Regions from separate parts of the Homo sapiens genome. Here all the other regions are linked to region 1. The links are chromatin loops, found by intact Hi-C in ENCODE. Cell type or tissue: PC-9. All regions are shown on one strand.

Evidence for each region. Peaks named below come from ENCODE experiments on the same cell type or tissue, not always from the same donor. Only the 100,000 strongest peaks of a DNase experiment are listed, where the experiment ranks them.
Region 2: it touches region 1 in a loop (12-fold over the local background); 4 of 110 quality-filtered maps call a loop at or near these places.
Region 3: a loop joins it to region 1, with 7 times the contacts of the local background. A loop is called at or near these places in 41 of 110 quality-filtered maps.
Region 4: it touches region 1 in a loop (8-fold over the local background); 6 of 110 quality-filtered maps call a loop at or near these places.

What each region holds. Positions count from the first base shown.
Region 1 is chr6:79,669,674-79,674,673 of GRCh38, reverse strand. SH3BGRL2 (SH3 domain binding glutamate rich protein like 2) reads right to left here. Exons shown (of 4, transcript NM_031469.4): 2 at 875-1,060. Among named protein-coding and RNA genes, the nearest start is that of SH3BGRL2, 41 kb to the right of the region's middle. In PC-9, a CTCF peak has its summit at 1,884; DNase peaks (open chromatin) are centred at 1,783 and 2,893; H3K4me3 peaks cover 456 bases; H3K27ac peaks cover 2,420 bases.
Region 2 is chr6:79,542,329-79,547,328 of GRCh38, reverse strand. It overlaps a transcript of SH3BGRL2 not described here. Among named protein-coding and RNA genes, the nearest start is that of LCA5, 7.4 kb to the right of the region's middle. RefSeq lists enhancers at 1,956-2,235, 1,929-2,691. In PC-9, a CTCF peak has its summit at 2,058; a DNase peak (open chromatin) is centred at 2,138; H3K27ac peaks cover 1,675 bases.
Region 3 is chr6:79,568,937-79,573,936 of GRCh38, reverse strand. It overlaps a transcript of SH3BGRL2 not described here. Among named protein-coding and RNA genes, the nearest start is that of LCA5, 34 kb to the right of the region's middle. In PC-9, a CTCF peak has its summit at 3,008; DNase peaks (open chromatin) are centred at 3,276 and 3,536; H3K4me3 peaks cover 1,749 bases; H3K27ac peaks cover 2,646 bases.
Region 4 is chr6:79,464,216-79,469,215 of GRCh38, reverse strand. The region is part of intron 5 of LOC100506851 (a long non-coding RNA gene); the gene reads right to left. Among named protein-coding and RNA genes, the nearest start is that of LCA5, 71 kb to the left of the region's middle. In PC-9, a CTCF peak has its summit at 2,791 (motif pointing right); no DNase peak of the experiment used is centred here; H3K27ac peaks cover 281 bases.

The sequences.
Region 1 (5,000 bases):
TGTTTTCTTTGAAGCCACCAAAGGCTGTTATTCCTTTCCTCCACGCTAATTACAGCCTAGCTATTTATTTAATCTCAAGCACCTCAGCTCTGTGGCTCCTTCTTCTTTAGACCGTCCTTAAATAACTATAGTACAGGTCCAAAAATAAACACTGACTTAGATACTTAGAGATATGGCAAAAGGCAAATCCTAACTTACTCATTAGAAAGAAGTTTCTCAATTATTTTTCTTAACCTAAGGAGTACGCAAGTAGGTAAATAGATGAAAGTGACTTTTTCATCTTCTCGTATGCTACATGCAGCAGGAAAGCACCTGATATATGTTCATATATGAGGTGCACTGATATTCTTAATGATCCCTCTGGCTCATTATCATAAGAAATGGAACTCTGGTTTACGATTAGCTATTAGCAGTTATTTATACCATAAAGGGATATTCAAAGATAATTATCCCCCTCTACTACTCTGCCCCCTAAAATGTATTAATCAAAAAATAATTTGATTAATAATTTAATAATTAAAATGATTATTTTTAATGCTTCAAAATTTAGAACATAATACACACATACATACATACATACACACATACACAGAGCTTCCCTTCCTACTTCTGTTTCCAAAGCAAAGACAGAGCTCAGATTGACAGACACACGTGCACTTACATTCACATACCACACAACCCTCGCACATACATACACAGTCCATGACCTTGGACTCACATCCCTTCTCAACTTCACCCTCTGTTAGACATGTGGATCTGAATGGGCATTGGGTGAAGAAGTCACAGTCTTCACTGGAAAAACCCACCTGCACTCTAGGTGGCATGTGTTCTGAACAATAAAAAGAAACAGCATGATAACAGTCTAGCCACTTACTCCACAGTATCGGTCGCCATTAAATATCTGAGGTGGCAGGGGGTTGCCCTGAGTGGGTTTCTTTTCCGGGGGGACGTTTTTGTACATCCATTGCCTCTGTTCTTCTGACATTGTGATATCCACCTCCTCAAACTCTATCTTGTTGGCTTCCAGAAATCTAACCACATCTTGCTGCTTCTTCTTTATCTAAAGAGAGAAGACAAACAAATAAGTAGATACGCTTATCTGAAACAGTATGTATATACTTCCAAACTGAACTAGATTTATGTCATTGATACAAAAAAAGAGGTGATTTATGTAGGTGTCATGCACTGTCCACTCACTAGATATCCAGTGGAAGACTGAGCCAGCCCCAACACAGTCGTTTCTTTGATGTTGTTATTGCTATTTTGAGATGGGGTCTCTCTATGTTGCCCAGGCTGGTCTCAAACTCCTGGGCTCAAGTGATCTACCCACCTCGGCCTCCCAAAGTGCTGGGATTACAGGTATGAGCCACTGCACCCGGCCACTAACACGGTCGTTTCTTCAACCTAGACTCCCCAGAACTCTGGAGCACAATTCAGGTAGCTTGGAAAGAATGGACTATGAGATGACAGAGTGCCTTAGTTCTCAGTGGGCCATAACCACTCCCCATCCCACCCCAACCCCACCCTCACCCTTGCAAGAAGTTGACATCTATGGTCATAAAAGCTCCCTTTGCCCAAAACCATCTGAAAACCACGTATAGACTATCTGAGATGTTGACATTTCATTGATTCATGACAGCAGCAACATTTTTATTCCCCTCAGCAGCCTTCTTCAGAAATTCCACAGCTGTAGCCACTACCATGAAAGCATCCTTTCATCAGTTCACAGGAGAAAAATGTTCTCCACTTCTAAGGTGAGAGTAAACAAAGAATATCATCTTACTTTGAACTCTGTTTCTTAACCCTTTTCATTCCTCTGATCTTTCACTTTTCCTTCTTCAGTCACTAGGGGTCAGATGTGCTCTTGAGGAGCTGCAAATCCATCTCTGCAAAGTTTTCAAAATGTTGCCTACCTTCTTAATTTAAGAGTACATACTAATTGAGATGGAATGAAAACACAATAGTCTCTCCTTATCCATGGGGGATACATTCCAAGACCCCCAGAAGACACCTGAAATGACAGATAGTGCCAAACCCGTATATATACTATATTTTTTCAATCTGATGACCAGGAGGCATGTCCAGGTTTGTGTTTTAAAGAGATCACTTTAATAGTATGCAGCTTAAAAAGAAAAAAAACAGAAGCTCTGTATGTACTGTTAACATTGTTATGAAAAGCTCTCCAAGACATATTAGTAGGTTAAAAAGAAAAGCAGCAGAACTATATGTAGACTAAGCCCACTTTAAAAAAAAATGGAGAAAAATAAGAACGCATTTATATTTGCTTGTGTTTATACTGTTTTAAAAAATTCTTGAAGGTCATGTAAGAAACGAACAGAAGTGCTTATCCAAGGGCTAGAGGAGCAGGAATTGGGTAAGGAAACAAAGTGGGAGCAAGAGTTTTATTTTAAAATGTTTTGAAGATTATAATAAATGTGTTAATATTCAAAAGAGTAAAAAGAAGAAACATATTTTAATGAGAGAGAGGTGGCACCCTAGCTTCCACAGAACAGCTTGGAGGGTGGCAGTACACACCACAGAGATGCCCTGTTTTATACAAATCATGTTTTCCCAATGTGACATGAAGCAGAACTCAAAGCATTTTGTTGAGTCACTGGCCCCCATGATTCACTTATAAGAAAGGGCAGATGATTAAAAAGAAGACATGAAAAAACAAAACAGGTAAAACCTTAGAAAATTAGCTAGTACTAATAGCAAATCACCCAAATAACAAGGTAGGAGAAAGTTAATCCGTAGAAGGAAGTTTTCAAGTGGATGTTTATGATACTAGCATCAGGAAGGAAGATGTGTCACACTACCACAGCCTGTTTGTAAGGTCTGCAGAGGTGAACATGGCCTGGAACTAACAGCACCCACCCTAGGGTGGCGGGGGCAGGCAGTTCAGGAAGCAGGAACTTAGAGAAACACATCAGCCTACTGGGCGGGGCCCAGGTAACAGAGAGGCTTCCCATGCGGTAACAGGAAGCCATCAAGAGCACTTCATGTGCTGGGCTTAATTCCAGAGTCCAAATAGCCATAACATACACAATCATTTCCTTCACACAATGAATTTTTTTATTCTCCCCACATTTCAACTCTTCTGAAATGAAATGAATCTTACAATCAATATCAAAAGGAATTTCCTAAGCAAATGGAAGAGAAGTAAATTGTGGGCCAACAGTCACTGCTTTCACCTATGTCATTTTTTTGTTTTGTTTTGTTTTGAGACAGAGTTTCACTCTTGTTGCACAGGCTGGAATGCAAAGGTGTGATCTTGGCTCACCTCAACCTCCGCCTCCCGGGTTCAAGTGATTCTCCTGCCTCAGCCTCCAGTATGTGCCATCACGCCTGGCTAATTTTTGTATTTTCAGTAGAGATGGGGTTTCTCCACGTTGGTCAGGCTGAACTCGAACTCCCGACCTCAGGTGATCTGCCTGCCTCGGCCTCGCAAAGTGCTGGGATTATAGGCGTGAGCCACCGTGCCTGACCTCATCTATGTCATTTGATCCATGGGTGGAAGGTACCTTCAACTCACCTGGTTTTTTTTTTACTTAAACACCCTTGGAAGCAAAACAATGGTAGTTATTTACCCAGTAACCAATCTCCCTCTCTTTCTAAATACAGAAGGCTGGTTTTACTTAGAAAAGCAATGTGCTCAGCTACAACATCATGTTTACGCAAACACCTCTATTGTTAATCACATGACACAGTTCTGACCAATGAGATGTGAGGCAGACAGTCCTTGGGAAGGCTTCACTTAAATGAATGAAAACACAAAGCAGGCTTTTGCCCTTCTCTAGTCTGCTTACTTGCAGAAACGCAGATATGGTGCCTGGAGGTGCAGAAACCATTTCACAAATGTGAAAACAAACACCATAAATATGTGAAAATAATATATGCTCAAGCAGAAAGACAGTAGCCTGGGTCCTTAATGACATTTTGTAGCTGCCACCCCAGTCTCTTCATGCACAACCTATTCTACACCTTTCTGTATTAGACAAATAAACCCTTAATAAGTTACGCCACTCTTCATCCAGTTTTCTACAGCTTGCACCCAAATGCAATTCTTAATTGCTATTTAAAATGACTTCAGAAATACTGTATTATGATGAAGGATTGAAAATAACAGCTATAACTGCACAGTAGAGCCTGGCAATAAGAGCTGTAAGACATAAACTTAATATATGTGAGTGAATATTTGTCACTGGATAAACAGAGGAATTTTCTTAATTTACTCCATAGAGCAACAACCAACATGTTGGAGCTAAAACAGGCAGGTTATCTAAAAGGACGAAGAGTGCATTTCACCCTAACATTCAAACACTACTACACACCATACAAAGCAATTAAAGGGAACACAGAATCCCTTGCATTAGATTGGGAGTAGGCAAAATATGGCCCAAGGCCCAAATCCAGCCCACTGACCATTTTTACATGGCCTGCAGCCAAAAATGGTCTTTATATTTTTAAACAGTTGGGGGAAAAAAACAAAAGAATAATGGTATTCCATGACATGTAAAAGTTATATGAAATATAAACACCAGTGTCCATAAACAAAGCTGTATGGGAACACAGCAACACCCATTCACTCACATATTGTCTATGTCTGCTTTCTCCCTGCAATGGCAGAGTTCAGAAGTTACAACAGAGACTGTGTGATCCCCCAATGCCTAAAATATTGACTAGCTGCCCTTTATAGAAAAGGCTTGTCAACCTTTGAGCTAGATCACAGATCTTCACTTCCGGATCAAAGTTCCCTTTCTCAGTGAGCCCTCCTTTGACCACCTGATTTTACACTTTTACCACCTACCCCAGAACTCTCTACTTCCCCTCCACTGCTGTATTTTTCACCACAGCACTTGGCATCTGACAGACTGTAGATACTATGTATTTGTTTGTCCATCTCCCCCACTAGAATATAAATCCCCTGGCTGGGTGCGGTGGGTCACTCCTGTAATCCCAGCACTTTGGGAGTCTGAGGTGGGGGGATCACCTGAGGT
Region 2 (5,000 bases), 130 kb after region 1:
CATCTCTGGGTTGTGCTCTTTACTACCCAGCAGCTCCTTGGGGTGGATCATGCTCCTCTGCTTCTCCTCTAACTCATGGAACCACAAAACCTCAGTGGTCCTTGCCATGTCCTTTAAGGTCATAGAGAACCAGACTGTGGACAGTCTGGTTCTTATCCTCTTCTCAGGCATACTATGTCTTTAAGCCTTAGTGACAGTGGTTTTCCTACTCCCATCTTCAGAAATTTCTAGACTAGAAACAGAGAATAGTCTCTACGGATGCCTCATGAACAACGGGAAACTCTCCCAAGAACTGTCTCAAATGCTTTATTCCAATGGCAACACAAAGTTACAAAAGAGTTTCAACTTAGGCCAGGCCCAGTGGCTCACGCCTGTGGTCCCAGCACTTTGGGAGGCTGAGGCAGGCGGATCATGAGGTCAGGAGTTCGAGACCAGCCTGGCCAACATGGTGAAACCCCGTCTCTACTAAAAATACAAAAAAATTAGCCGGGCATGGTGGCGCGCATCTGTAATCCCAGCTACTTGGGAGGCTGAGGCAGTGAACCCAGGCGGAGGTTACAGTGAGCTGAGATAATTGCACTCCAGCCTGGTGACAGAAGAAGACTTCATCTCGAGAAAAAAAAAAAAAAGAGTTGCTACTTAGCAGGCCTCAGGAAGGGAGATGCCAATCTCCTCTTCTTCAAAGCACCCTATGAATTTCTATGAATTATTTTCTTGTACTTCCTACTCTTAGCCCCATCCACTCTCTCCTTGGGAGAACGAAAACCCTCTCCAAGAAGCCAAATATGGTTTCTTCCCTTCTTTCCATACACAGACCTCTCTTACGGTGAAGTAAAAGTGAAGAGAGGAGTTTCCTAGGGTGATGGTTGCTGGCAGTAAGGTTGGTTATGCACTTTTTAATAAGCCCTGGTGGGAGGTTTTGACTCCTAATTATTTATGGCTCTTTAGAGAATGTTCTCAGCTTTGGGCAGTAGCCACGATTCTGAGGCAGCAGGAAAAACCCCACTAAGCAGGAAGTGGGAGAAACAAGACTGAAGAAACTTTCAAGCTTAATCATTTTTACCCCCCTATTTGTATTATCTGGAAAAAAAAGTTGTTAATTCATCCAAATATTATGATTTTCCTCAATATCTTGGGTAACATCATAGTGTCATAATGTTAGGGTCTACCTGGCTTCTAGTCCCAATAATTTTGGTGTTAGGGATTAGACCAAGACACGTGAAATTGCTACCCTGTTCTTCCTTCCCTGTTGCTTGGTCCAGATATCATGATTTCAACTCCACTTGTTTCACTTGTACTATTGATTATGTATTTTTTTTTAAATGTAAGGAAATTTTACATCCCTGGAAAGTCAGTGTTATTCATAAACAGAAGTTTATATGAAAATTGAGAAAATGGAAACATTTTAACTAGAAGCTATTGCTTACCAAGGTTGTATGCAAAAAGTCTGCCCTTTGTTGTTGTTGTTTAAAAAAACAATGACAGCACGTTAGCAAGGTGCTAAGACTACCATCAGGCTTAGCTTTTCTCTTTCCTGAATACAGAAAGATTTGAAGTCAATGTTATTTAATAATTTCAAGTACCACTAGTATTAAGTGGCCAGCGTTTTGGATGACACAACTTTGTCAATGTTTTACAGTTTTCATCGTTTTCCCTAGTATTATGCAGGTCCTCCATGCTTTACTTAGCCTAATAGTTACTTATATACATGTAGTGAGAGGGAATTGTAAACGACATCTTTTAGTTTCTTTTCTGTTGGAATCTCATTTCTGAAACGATTTTCCTATAATTATGAAGACAAAATTTTCAGGTGCTAAGATCAGATTATTTGAATTTACCAAGGTATAATAATGGTTAAAGAAAGGATAAAAACATAAATATGTTAATTCCTCTTTAATAATTCAAGATTTCAGTGATCTGAAAGTACTGGGAAAAGTCACCTGAGTAATAAAGCATGCATCATTTGACTGGATTAAAGTTCAAATCACTGAAAAGCAGCTTATTTTTCATCCGTCACCATGGATACAAAAGGACAGCTGAAGTACGGGCATCTGACATCACAAGCATGCCCAAACAGGCCTGCAGGGGAGCTGCATCAGCGCCACAAAGGACGAAAAGAAAAGCGGCCAGAGAAGGGGAGGAACTCTCAAAGGGAAACAGGTCATTGTTAAGATGATGAGTCAGAAGTTCAGTTGGGAAGATTAAATACAGGGAGACATGAGGCCAGCTGAGAAGCTTGACGACTTCAGCATTTGTTTACATTGACCTTTCAATACCCTTCCTAGCCAGAAATAGAACTAGAGGGAGACCGAGACACTGCATCAGATCAGTTGCTACTCAAGCAGTAGTTTCTGTAGCTTCTTCTGTTTTCTCCTTATTTTATACTTGGGCTTTAATTTTAAATAATTAAAAACATTTAAAAGTTTAAACATTTAAAAGTAATGTTTTAGACATTTACTTGCCTGGCTCATGTAATGTTAAAAATCATCCCTAAAGTAGCTGAATACTCCAAATAACAACTTAAAGAATCAAAGGAACCAGTATCTGCTACACAACAGGAAATGGTAAATATTGAGAAAAATTGCTATTTTAGGTGTTGTTACTCATGAAGAGACACAATTTCTATTTTGGTTTATTTTTGATTTTTACTAACTAAAATTTTTGTTTCTTATCAAAATGCAGCACATCTATTCTCGGTTGCTGGGTAGAACATAAAGATCCAGACAGGAATGCTGGATTTGGAGGTGTGCTGGTAAAGGTTTAACCAGTGGCTCTGGGGAAGCTATGATTTGTAGCATTTGCTGGTTTCTGTGGTGTAAATATTTTCACCGTGGTTGATTTTGAGCTACCAGGGTGACATCAATTGGCTTGCAAAATTTCTGAAAATGTAACAATTGGCTTTTGCAAGCTAGTACCAGCTGGCTCCAGCACAGCAGTGATTAGGCTCTATTCCAGCTCTGACACCAGCTTGGGGTGGGATTTTTTAAGCACCTCACTGGGACTCAGTTTCCTTATCTGATGAAGGGTTGGAGCTGAGCTTAATCTTTGGTTGTTAAAACTCCATTGGCTTGCTCTAGATGTAAGCCTGTCCAACCCGCTTGATTTTGTTGTTGTTGTTGTTCTGTTTTGTTTTAGGCTTTTAGCAGCCTGAAAAGCCATGGTTTTTAATTTCTGTCTCTAGTGTTAGACAGAAAAGAGGGATGAGGAAGGGGCTTTATTGGCCCAACCAGAAACAGGAACTGAGAACCCATGACTGTATTCTATCCCCTGCAGGGTAGTTTGAAAGAGGATTCTTGGGGGCCACTTATGGAAGATGGTATTTGAGAGATGCTGAGTTGTTAGGGTTCTAATTCCTCATAACCACTTCAACTGTGCAGGGCAATTCTGATTTTAACTACCATATCTTGTTTTATATTTCTTTAAAAGGTTCTGTTAGAAAAGAAGAGTGCCTTAGTAAGGAAAAAATAACATAAGAAGACAACTTGAATAATTGATCTTAAAGGCCCTCTTATATTTATAAATAACTGATGATTCTATGAAACTAAAAATGTGAATCAAACACCAATATACTGATGTCTGTAGAGTACTCGAAGTGTTTGTTGGAGGCTCCTCTCCTTCAACAGAGAGACAGTTCCTATGTTTTAAATATGCTTCTGTTTTTAATATGGGGTTTCCATATAAGATTTTACTTGAGAAAGGGTTCTGCTGCAGGAAGTGGGTGGGGGATTAAAGACAACTGATTGATGCCATTTAACAAATCCAGAAACCAAGCTTTAAAAAAGAATGCCTTATCCTGTATTTCACAACTAGTAAGAGGCAGAGCCATGTATGGAATTAAGGTCTCTGGGTTTCCAGACCAGCAATATTTTCCTTTTTGGAAGCTGGCTACCTGGGACCATTACTTTCTATTATATACCTCTGGGTAAATAATCTAATCCTGTGTTGTCCAATAGGTTAGCTACAACCTGCATGTGACTACTGAGTACTTGAAATGTAGCTGGCCTGAAATGAAATGTGTTGTAACTGCAAAATATATACTAGGTGTCAAAATGTTAGTACAAAAAAAGGTGAAATATCTCATCGATAACTTTAAAATATTGATTGCAAGTTGAAATAATTTGGATATTAAATATTAAATAAAACTAATTTTACTTTTTAAAAACTTATTTTAACATGACTACTAGAAAATCTAAAATTAAGTGGGTGGTTCACATTCTATTTCTATTAGACAAATCTGATTTATCCTCAGGGTCAGTTTCCTCATCTATATTCCATTTCTCAGAGTTGTTTAAGATCATGAGGTCATCTTCATGAAAGTACTCTGTAGAGTGCCAGGCAAATATAAGACCATACTTCAACACATTTTAATTCTTGTGTGGTCACCAACTGTTAGCTGTTCTCTGTAAGATGGTAAGAAGTTTTGTGGAGGATTTTTTTCTTTTGCTGTTGTTTATATGGTTTTGCGGGGTGGGAGGAGAGGGAGGAGATAAAGTAATAGTGTAGGTTGCAAACAAAATAACAAGCACATTCATTCAGTCTACTCATTTATATTCAGTGAGGAAAAGACACATTAGACTAGAGCCAATTGTTGCCTGACAGGAACAGAGACATTGAGAAGGAACTTCTCCCTAACTCCCACCTTCCAACCTCTCCCTAAATGCCCCATTTTGGCAGAACCTACCGATAAGCCAACTAGCAAGGGTGTCTGGGAAATGCAGTTTGTTGAGTCCTAGCTCCTGAACCTTAAAGTAGAATATAGAGGCCAGGTGTGGTGGCTCACGCCTGTAATCCCAGCACTTTGGGAGGCCAAGGCGGGTGGATCACCTGAGGTCAAGAGTTTGAGACCAGCCTGATCAACCTGGTGAAACCCTATATTTACTAATAATACAAAATTAGCTGGGTGTGGTGGTGCATGCCTGTAATCCCAACTATCTAGGAGGCTGAGGCAGAATTGCTTGAACCCAGGAGGCAGAGGTTGCATTGCAGTGAGCTGAGATCGC
Region 3 (5,000 bases), 100 kb after region 1:
TACACAAATAAAACATACAAAGGGTGCAAATGAAGAATTGAAACTGTGTTATTTGCAAAAAATTAATTTCCACAGAGAAAACCCAAAAGAAACTAATGACAAATTGTTAAACATAGTAATACATTCAGCAAGTTTAAATGTATGAAAATCAATTGCATTCCTCTACATCAGCAATAGTTATACAATATAATTTTTAAAGTAACATTTAAAAACAAAAATAAGGTATCAAAAATTTACCAATAGTTGTGCAGACTTTAAGAAAAATTTATAAGCCTTTATTGATACTTTAAAAGAGACCTACTAATATATCATGTATGTGGATACAAATACTCGGAACATAAAGATATCAATTTTCCTTCAAATTCATCACAATTCCAGATTCCACCAAGTTTTTGTTTTGTTTTGTGGACTTTAACAAAGAAGGAGTCATTAGAATCCTTCCAAAGAAATGAGAGAACATAGGGCAAAAATAACCAGGTCACTCTTGAAGAAAAACTACAAAGTGGGACCTCATCCTGATATTAAGACTTAATAATAAAAATATTATAATTACAATAGTGTGGTATTAGCAAAAGAATAGGGAAAAGAGAACAGTGGAAGGAACAAAGAATCCAGAAACAGATCCAGGCCCGTATGGAAACTTGAGATTTAACATCAGTGGCATTGCAGATCAGTAGGGAAAGATAAACCATTTAATAAATACTGCTGAGATGATGGGTATCTATACAGAGGGAAAAATAAAATTGGATTTCTACCTCACATGATGTACAAAATCTGCCTCAAGTAAAGACCAACATATACAAAGTAAAATCTTCAAACTTTTGGAATAAAGTATAGAAGAATATTTTTGTGCTTTCAGAGTTGGGAAAGATTTTGATATCAATAAATAGAAAATGAAACCTTTAAGGAAAAGATTATGAATCAATTAGACCACATTAACATTTAAAATGTCTGTGCATCTAAAGACACCATTTTAAAAAGTGAGAGAAGACAAACCACTAACTAGAGAAGACATTTGCAATGCATATTGGCAACAAATATTTAGCATAGAGTATGTGTACATATATATAAAATGTCTACAAATCCCTACCAAAAAATCAAATAGCAATTAACATGAACACACATGAAAATGCTCAATCTCACTAGTAATAGAATAATTGTAAATAAAAATAGGCCAGGCGCAGTGGCTCACGCCTGTAATCCCAGCACTTTTGGAGGCCAAGGCGGGCGGATCACGAGGTCAGGAGATCGAGACCATCCTGGCTAACACAGTGAAACCCCATCTCTGCTGAAAATACAAAAAATTAGCCGGGCGTGGTGGCGGGCGCCTGTACTCCCAGCTCCTCGGGAGCCTGAGGCAGGAGAATGGCGTGAACCCGGCAAGCAGAGCTTGCAGTGAGCTGAGATCACGCCACTGCACTCCAGCCTGGGCGACAGAGTGAGACTATGTCTCAAAATAAATAAATAAATAAAATAAAATAAAATAAAATAAAAATAGATGCCATTTTATACCCATAAAATTGGTAGAAATGTAATCTCATGATACCAAGAGTTGGAAAGAATTTGGAGCAGTGGGAAATTTAATATATTTGTGAGACTGTAAATAAATTGATATTACTACTTTGAAGAGCATGCTTTACATATTACGTGCACGAAGATATCATATGTGTATACAACGATATCATCAGGTACATTAATGAAATCTAAACATCTATCAACATAATGAGGAAATAAATTGTAGTGTAATCATACAGCAGAAAAAATGAGTTAATACTAAATGCAATGTGGTATTCTGGATTGAACTCTGGAACAGAAAAAGGACACTAGTGGAAAAACTGGTGATATCCAAATAAAGTTTGTGGTTTAGGTAATTAAAACATACCAATGTGAATTTCTTAGTATGGACAAATGTACCATTGTTGTGTAGGATATTAAAATTAGAAGAGGTTGGGGGAATGGTGTATGGAAATTCTCTGTATTCTGCAACTTTTCTGAAAGTCTAAAATTATTCCAAAAAAAGAGTTTATTTTTTAAAAAATGAATAGAGCTTCTTAGATCATTATGGGTAAACCTCACAAACATAATGCTGAGAAAATAAGAAATTGCAGAACACACATATAGTATGTAACCAAGTATATAAGTTTAGAAGTATTGATACATTATGTTTTATTTAATGATATATATGTATATAGTACAATTTTATACATATACTTAAATCATAAACACCAAATTAACTATGCCATGAAGGTAAAGGGACTTGGCTGTGATCAAAGGGTGTTACCAATAGATTTTAAGTTTTTGCAGTGTTTAATTTCTTAGGTTGGGTGATGGATATGTTAATTAATTTGGCTGTGGTAATCATTTTACAGTGTGCATGTATATCCAATCATCATGTTGTACACCTTGAATATATACAATTTCTATTTGCCAATTATACCTCAATAAAGCTGGGAAAAAAACCTAGTAAGTCTGTCTAGGTTATTTGTCAGTGGTGACAAACAAAGCAAAGCAGAACAAAACAAAACCAGAAAAAAGTGATTTTGACTTCTTACAGGTTCTGTGTTTATAATCTAATAAAAGCAAGTCATCTTAAAAATAATCCTGATTATTTCTTTTACAATGTAAGATGGTTTTACTATGTGTAAATAGATAAACAAGTGGCAATGTCCTTATAAGGAGAAAGGAGAGACGTTCATTCAGGAGAATGTGCTAAGGTTAGGGACAGTTCTCTACCATACACACTGCCTTGTAGAAACTCCATCAGAGACAGAATACCAGCATTAATGCGCTTTCATTCTTGATTACAGAACAAAGCTCTTTTAAGGTTTATTCTTAACTAACAAAGCATCTTTTTTATATCCAGCTGTTTCCTATGCTGGAGAAACAACAATAACAACAAACAGGTTAGTTCTATAAAATGCAATTATGTAATTTTTGGAGGGCTTCGATGTATTTTCAATTTGTTCTTCCATTTGTTGCCACCAGTACTGAGGCTCCACCTAGGGCCCTTTTCTATAATTACATTCATATTCGTTAAAGCTAATCTCCTTTATGATAGCAATATGTAAAGCAGTTATGCAAATAAAACAGAGTGCTTGAGTTTTTGTTTTTTTCCCTGAATCTAATATATGAAAATTAGATTTGCTCACTCCCAGGAACTGACCCACTGCTAAGGCAGTGAACCACCATGGGTTCTTGCCAGGCAAGGAGGTGGTTAACATCTTATCTCTAGCCTTGGAACATTGCCTTCAGGAATGCAGCCAGGTTACTTTTGAAACAGGTGGTCCCAGTTCTGGCAGGGTTGGTAAAGTGGAGAAACAATTACCTTCTTGTGAATCACAAGGACAGATAGAGGAGGCTTAAATCAGATGGAGGCAGAGAAAGATCACAGGGCAGACCTAAAGAATTTGCTTTAGAAGTTACAACATGACATTTACAATTGTGGTTGTCTTCTTTACCTTTTATATTTCTGTGAGTTGAGTTTTCAGTATTTTACTCCTAGTCCAATGTGCAATTTGTTTTTTGATTCCCTATCTTTCCAGCAGTGAGTAATGCAAAATGATTTGAGCTAGCACTCCAGAGTGTTTTGCCTCACACCTGCCATCTGCCTGCTTAGTCACCGTGCAACCATCCTTGCCCTAGATGATGATTTTTATTTGATATAAGAATTGGCAGGCAACAGTTGTTGTGTTAGGAGATTTCTGGATTCCCAGTTTTCTTTATTCTTGTAATGATAGCAGCATGGCACATTAATGTTTCAGATATTCACTTGGCTTTTCCTTGTAACTACCATATGTTCTTAAAGATATTTAGTGTGGGGAGAGTTGTGAAAAAGGAAGGGGAAATGGATTATTTTTAATGTTATTTAAAAATTGTAGACATGAAAACCATTGCTACTCAGCACAAAGCAAAGTAGAAATCTCTCAATTTATCCGTAATCTCAGCCCTCAATTTCAGCAAAACTATCCTTTCTGCGTGTTCCCATTGACAGTCTTACTCTATACAGTTTGGGTGTAAATTCTCTACAAAGGAAGATACAGGTATAAAGACAGAATTCCCTTTACAGACAGTAATTGGAACCAAGCAGACACTGTGATTAAAGAGACTACTGTAGGTATGCATTCGGACAAGTTAGGCAAAGAAACCCACTTTAGAATTAGGATACAAACCAGAAGAAGGTTATTTAGCTTAATACATATGTAAACCAAAAATAAAATTCTAAGCACCCCCCTGACCCAAGGGCATTCCAAAGTTAACCTGAAAAAAGTTGTTGGCCTGAAAAAGTTCAGGCCAAGACAGGATGGGAACGTTGGACATGCCTCATTTTACCCTTCCGCCTTTGGAATTCAGGCACAATTGACCAGCATTAACATTAACACAGAGACCTTAAGACTAACAAAACAGACTCTTAACATAACCGATAGCAGGCCCTGAAAGAAATCAAAGTATTTTACCCCAAAATATATTTCTTTGAAATGCCCTTGCAAAGCTGTCTCTTGGGAGAATCTCTTTCCCTTACCAGGTCTTTTTCCTGACCCAGGAGAGAATTAACTAAGAGTCTGGCACCTTTTTAAGTCTGATAAGAAACATTTACAATCTATTCTCTCTGAAGCCTGCTACCTGGATAAGAATAAGAACCTTGTTCTCCACAACTGCATATCTTAACCCAGACACTCCCTTCTATTCATTCCAGGTCTTTAGGTAATAACTCTTTCAACCAATTGCCAATCAGAAATTCTTTGAATTGACTTATGACCTTGAACTATCCACCCCAAGCTTCAATTTGTCCCACCTTTCTGGACAGAACCAATGTATATCGTACATCTTACAATGTACATCGTACATGTATTGATTGATGTCTTAATTCTCCCTAAAATGCATAAAACCAAGCTGTAGCTGGACCACCTTGGGCACATGTTCTCAGAATCTCTTGGGCTGTGTCACAGGCCATGCTTACTCATATTTGGCTTAGAATAAATCTCTTCCAATATTCTACAGTT
Region 4 (5,000 bases), 210 kb after region 1:
ATGACTCCATAGTTTAATAACTGCAGTCACCTTGACAGAGGGTTTTCATACAGATGACTTTCCTTTATCAATGTAGTACCCTTCAAGACCTGTCTCCCAGCAACACCCTCCCCCATCCTGACACGTAGCAGAACCCTGTTATCCTGGCCAGTTTTCATAAACACCCAAAAGATTCTGTGGGTATGTACTCTGAACATCCCATGGGAGACACTAAAAGATGTACATTTACTCCTTTTCGTCAACCTAAAAATCACAACAAAATTCTGTCCTTTCCAGCCTAAAATTTTTACGAAGACAGTGACCATTTTAAGATATCTCCCGAAAGACCTTAGAGAGGAGAGTCTAAGGGGAAGTACTTCTGCTCTCCTCCCTTGAGTGTTTGTTATTTTATTGGATTGCCTCATTGACACATGACCCAAAGTAAAGTGTGTAAGTGACGAAAAGCGAAGAGCATTGGCTTAAAGGGTGGAAACAGGGTTGTTCGCTAGCAGTGTCCTCAGGTCCAGTTATTTAACTCCTCTGTTAGTTTTGCTAGCAGCCAATTGGGGATTTTAATAACTTGCCCTGCCTAACCACGTGGAATTCTGTCCGTGCCATTTTTGTCTGTGTCCAAGTACTGATGACCATATAGTACAGTATAATAAAAATAGCTAACAGGACAAGTGGAGCTGGGTTGTGGCAGTGATAAGCCTCAGTTTTTGTGGGCATCAGCAGGAACACAACAGCCCCTTCCTCAGACTCAGGGCTGTGGCTGATGACCAGGGTACTGAAGGCAGCTTCTCCAACACTCACTTGTACCTAGGCTGTGTCTGTTGCCCAGGCTAGAAACGTTCTTGCTTATTCATCCAGAAGCACCTATGAGCAGCAAACTTCATCTAGAGCCACTGTTCTTGAGCAGGGCCTTGGTTCCAGAAGGGAATTCTGAAAATGCTGAGAGAATGCTGCACATATCTCTTCCATTACACACTGGAGACAGGGCAGTCAGACCTAAGGAATCCTATGGTTCCTGCCCAGCCAGCCACTGTGCCATGCTATGGTGGTGATAAACTCCCTACAAGCACGTCTTTGGCTCCTCCTTTAAATTAGCCTCTTAGCTAAAAATAATAAATTATAGGAGGAGGGGTTTTGTGTTACCTCCTGCCCTGGAGATTTAAAGGAATCTTTGCTCTCTGGGATTTCTCTTTTAAGAGCCATTGGAAGGAAAACCTAAACGAACATTTAAAGTCCCTTTGAACTGTAGCCTGTGAAGTTCCAAATACACCCTAGGAGGCCTGTGAGTCGATGTGATGTGGTGATAACAGTCAGCTGCTTCCAGCAGCTCCTGCTGTCCTTCTGCTCTGATGACACAACTTGTAGCTTTGGTCTCATTTTGAGGAACCTGCTAAAGATGGCTCTATTTGCTTTAATTCTCAGATTACTTCAGACTAATGTGTCACATCTAATTAAGATGGTGCAGTGCTGTCCCCTTGCTCTACTTACCACAGCTTCTCTGCTGAAATGTGCCATTTAACCTGGATTGTCCCAAAAGCTGGGGAACAGCTTGCTGACTGTGGTTGATGCCACGGTATCATCTTAGCAGATTTTTTTATTTCCATTAACATTTAACCTAGTATATCTTCAAGTGTTTTAATATTCCAATCAATAAGTAGAAAAATAGATATTGGAAAATTAATTTTCCCACATAATATGACTCATGCTCCACAAGATTTTTTTTGTCTTGCTCTGCTATTATAGTAGCTGCTCTGCCAACCCCATGAGTTATTGTGAGGCTCAGGTGAAGTGATATATGTATAGTAATATGTCAGGGTAAGTTGTCCAATATTTCAGGGTAAGTTTTCTACAGGTGTACATGCTAAGTGCTGACCTACTCTGTGATCTTTGTTATCTGATAAAGCTGGACCTGAACTCTGGAGGAAAAGTTTTAAAAATGTAAACAGTGCTCTATACGTGTAGTTTTGGTAACAATAAATGAAGTGTTTTCATTCCCAACCATCTCATTATGACAGTAACTCTGCTGCAGCCATTAATATCTGGAGTTAATAATCTTCTGTACTCACTGACTTTTTAATGTCTGTAAGGCAGATAGTAATCGCCAAGACTTGCTCTGCTCCTAATTGGCAATAGCAATATATGGTTTTGCCCAATATTTCTTGTGACATTATCAAGCTATTTGTGAATGGATCTGTGTGTGTTTGAAAAATGGACAGAAGCAAAACCATAAACCACAAAATTAGATGGACAAATAAAAATCCATAAATGTTTCATATCACTTTTTCTTTTCATGCTCATAGGTTTCAGCCAGGCTACACTGCCTGCCCTCTTCTAATTCAGCTAATTTGTCTATCTTTCCCGTTACACAGGTTTTCAGCGATTGCCCTGGGCAAAAGCTGACTTTCTCAGCATTTAATTCTGCAGATATTTTCTTCAGTGTAGCACGTTTTCCCAAGATACCTACTTGGATCTGTTCTGGGGTTCCAATCTCTCCAAATCCTAGGATGTCTAATCCTCTACTTGGAAATTATCCCCTTTTCCCTTTCTAGGAACTTTCCATAAGGATGGTAACAACAGTTCACAAGGGGCAAAAGCAACTAGGACCGAAGTGGCTCTGCCAGCCAGTCCAGCATTGGTGTAGACAGCTACTTGCGATACTTATGACGAGGGCTGGCCTGCATTCTTTTTGTAATTTTTAATCTGTATTATTATAAGTTACAATTAAGTAGCATTTTCGTGGAATAAGTGCTGAATTAAACCTAGATATTGAATGTACCTCACATAGATTTCCTTTAGAGGGCACTATTGATTCTCTGAAACCATGGAAACCTTTCTTCATGTTTTCTTGGTAAAATTGGCCAATTTTGAAATCTTATTGGGTTTCAAATCTACTCCATATAGTACAAAGTACTATACTCGTTACCAATTCCATACTTTGAAGATTGTCCATGTACAGAATAAGAAGTTACACCAGAATGTTGTTTGTTATGACAAGTCATCAACACAATACATATAATTCTATATTTGAAAACCTCAACTGGTTTATTTGCTTTTGAAATAAACCAGTTCAAATGGGAATTTCCTTTTGTAACTTGATGCAAAATTTAAATTAAACAATTCAGTCTTTTTTGTTTAGAAAGACAAATTACTTCTTTGGAAACTAATGTTTCATTCTAGAAATGGGTAATTATTTACATATATTTAGAAGAAACCATATTTATGGTATTTTCATTCAGACATTCATTAACATCTGAAGATACTCTACTAAAATTTTGTGGTCACATTTGTTGTGTTTTTTAGACTCTGCCAGTTTGTTGAATTTTGATAAATGCTGAAGGAGAATGCTTTTTTTTCTTCATTATTTAAAGTTAAGAGAATAGAACTTTGTAAATTGTCTCACTGGCAGCCTTTATCTAATTTCAAAATAATGGGAACCTAAAATACTCCAAAGCTCAGAAACATAATTTTGTGACATAAATACATTCATACCACCATCTACCAATGTTTACTTAGCTTTCATATAATAAGGTACTGTTCCAACATGTATGCCAATATCCTAGGTTAGTGGAAAGCAGTTATCTCATGTTTTATAAACAAACAGATTAACAGAAAGGTCATGCACATTCCAAAGAGAAGAAAATAGGTTTCCATAGTTTAATGAATTACATACAAATTCCTTGAACCAGCCTTTTAAACTCTTCACAGAATGGCCCCAGTTTACCTTCCTAACCTCGGCTTCCTCTACCAATAACCTAAGCTCCCAGCAAATGGCACCACCCACTATTATTCGGACATTTGTGCTTTTCGGTATTCCTCTCTTGACTCATCCAGTCTTTTGCCGAGAGTGCTTTTGCCTCCCCAAATGCAAATTGTAAAGGTCCCATCCATTCTTCAAGCAGCATTTTAACTGAGTCCTCTCCAGAAGCTCCCCATCTTGTGAATTTCCATGGCTGGTTGAGTATAATTTCTGAGTTTATCAATTTTGTTTTGTATTTAAGTGGGTTGGATGCTTGTTTCCTCCCTCTTTCTAGATTGCAAATTTTTTAGAAATCATTTTGGGATCGGTATCAATTCTAGCGCCCAGCATATGGTAAGGGCTCAATACATATTTTTTCAAATGAACTGGGTTAAACCAAGACATTTTTGCCATTTGTCAAATGAGGCACATTGAAAGCAGAACTTGGATAGTGTGGGATCTGAGGAATAAGGATAAATACCAGAGACATTAAAAGTGAAGGGAAAGGCCTTGGAGACTTATTAAATGTGGAAAGCAAACACTCTTACGCTCTCTCTCTTATTTTATTTTAAATCACTGCACTTATATAACACAATTTGTAGCCTAGAATGAGGCTCTATGTGGGAAAGAACTTTAATTCACCACCATATCCTCAGCACATAGTCATTGGTGCAAGACAGATTTTAGGTGCCCAGTGATATTTGATGAGTGAATGAATTAATTGATTAAAATGCAAAGCTGTCCAGCAAGAAGGACAGAATTATTACAAACAGATTAGAAACCAAAGGAGAAGGGATAACTTTGGAGAGTATGGTGACTTCAGTTTTTTTAGAGATGCATAGATGAGCATCCAAGTAGAGAACACAGAGGAAGTAACTGAAAATTGGCATTGGAATTTCATTCAAGAGTCAGACTCAAATATGTAGTTTTGGGACTTACAAATTAGCTATAATTGCTGAAGCCATAATATTGGATGGGATTATGAAGAGGAAAATGTAGGGAGGTCTGTCCAAGCTATATCATTGGGGAGTGCTTCTGTGTAGGTACAGGGCTGAAAGCCCAATAATGAGGCCTGCTTGTAAAAGTCAGGGAAAAAGCAAGCATATTTTATGTCCTTTTCTTGACTAACCACTCTACTATATATGATATTATTGAATTTCTTTTTTTCCTTGGTTTTGCCATTTTGTACTGGTCCTTATTTTCCATACTAAATGTTATAGATTTTTTATTTCCTAAAACATATCAGTATTTGATAGACTTAGATATGGACTAA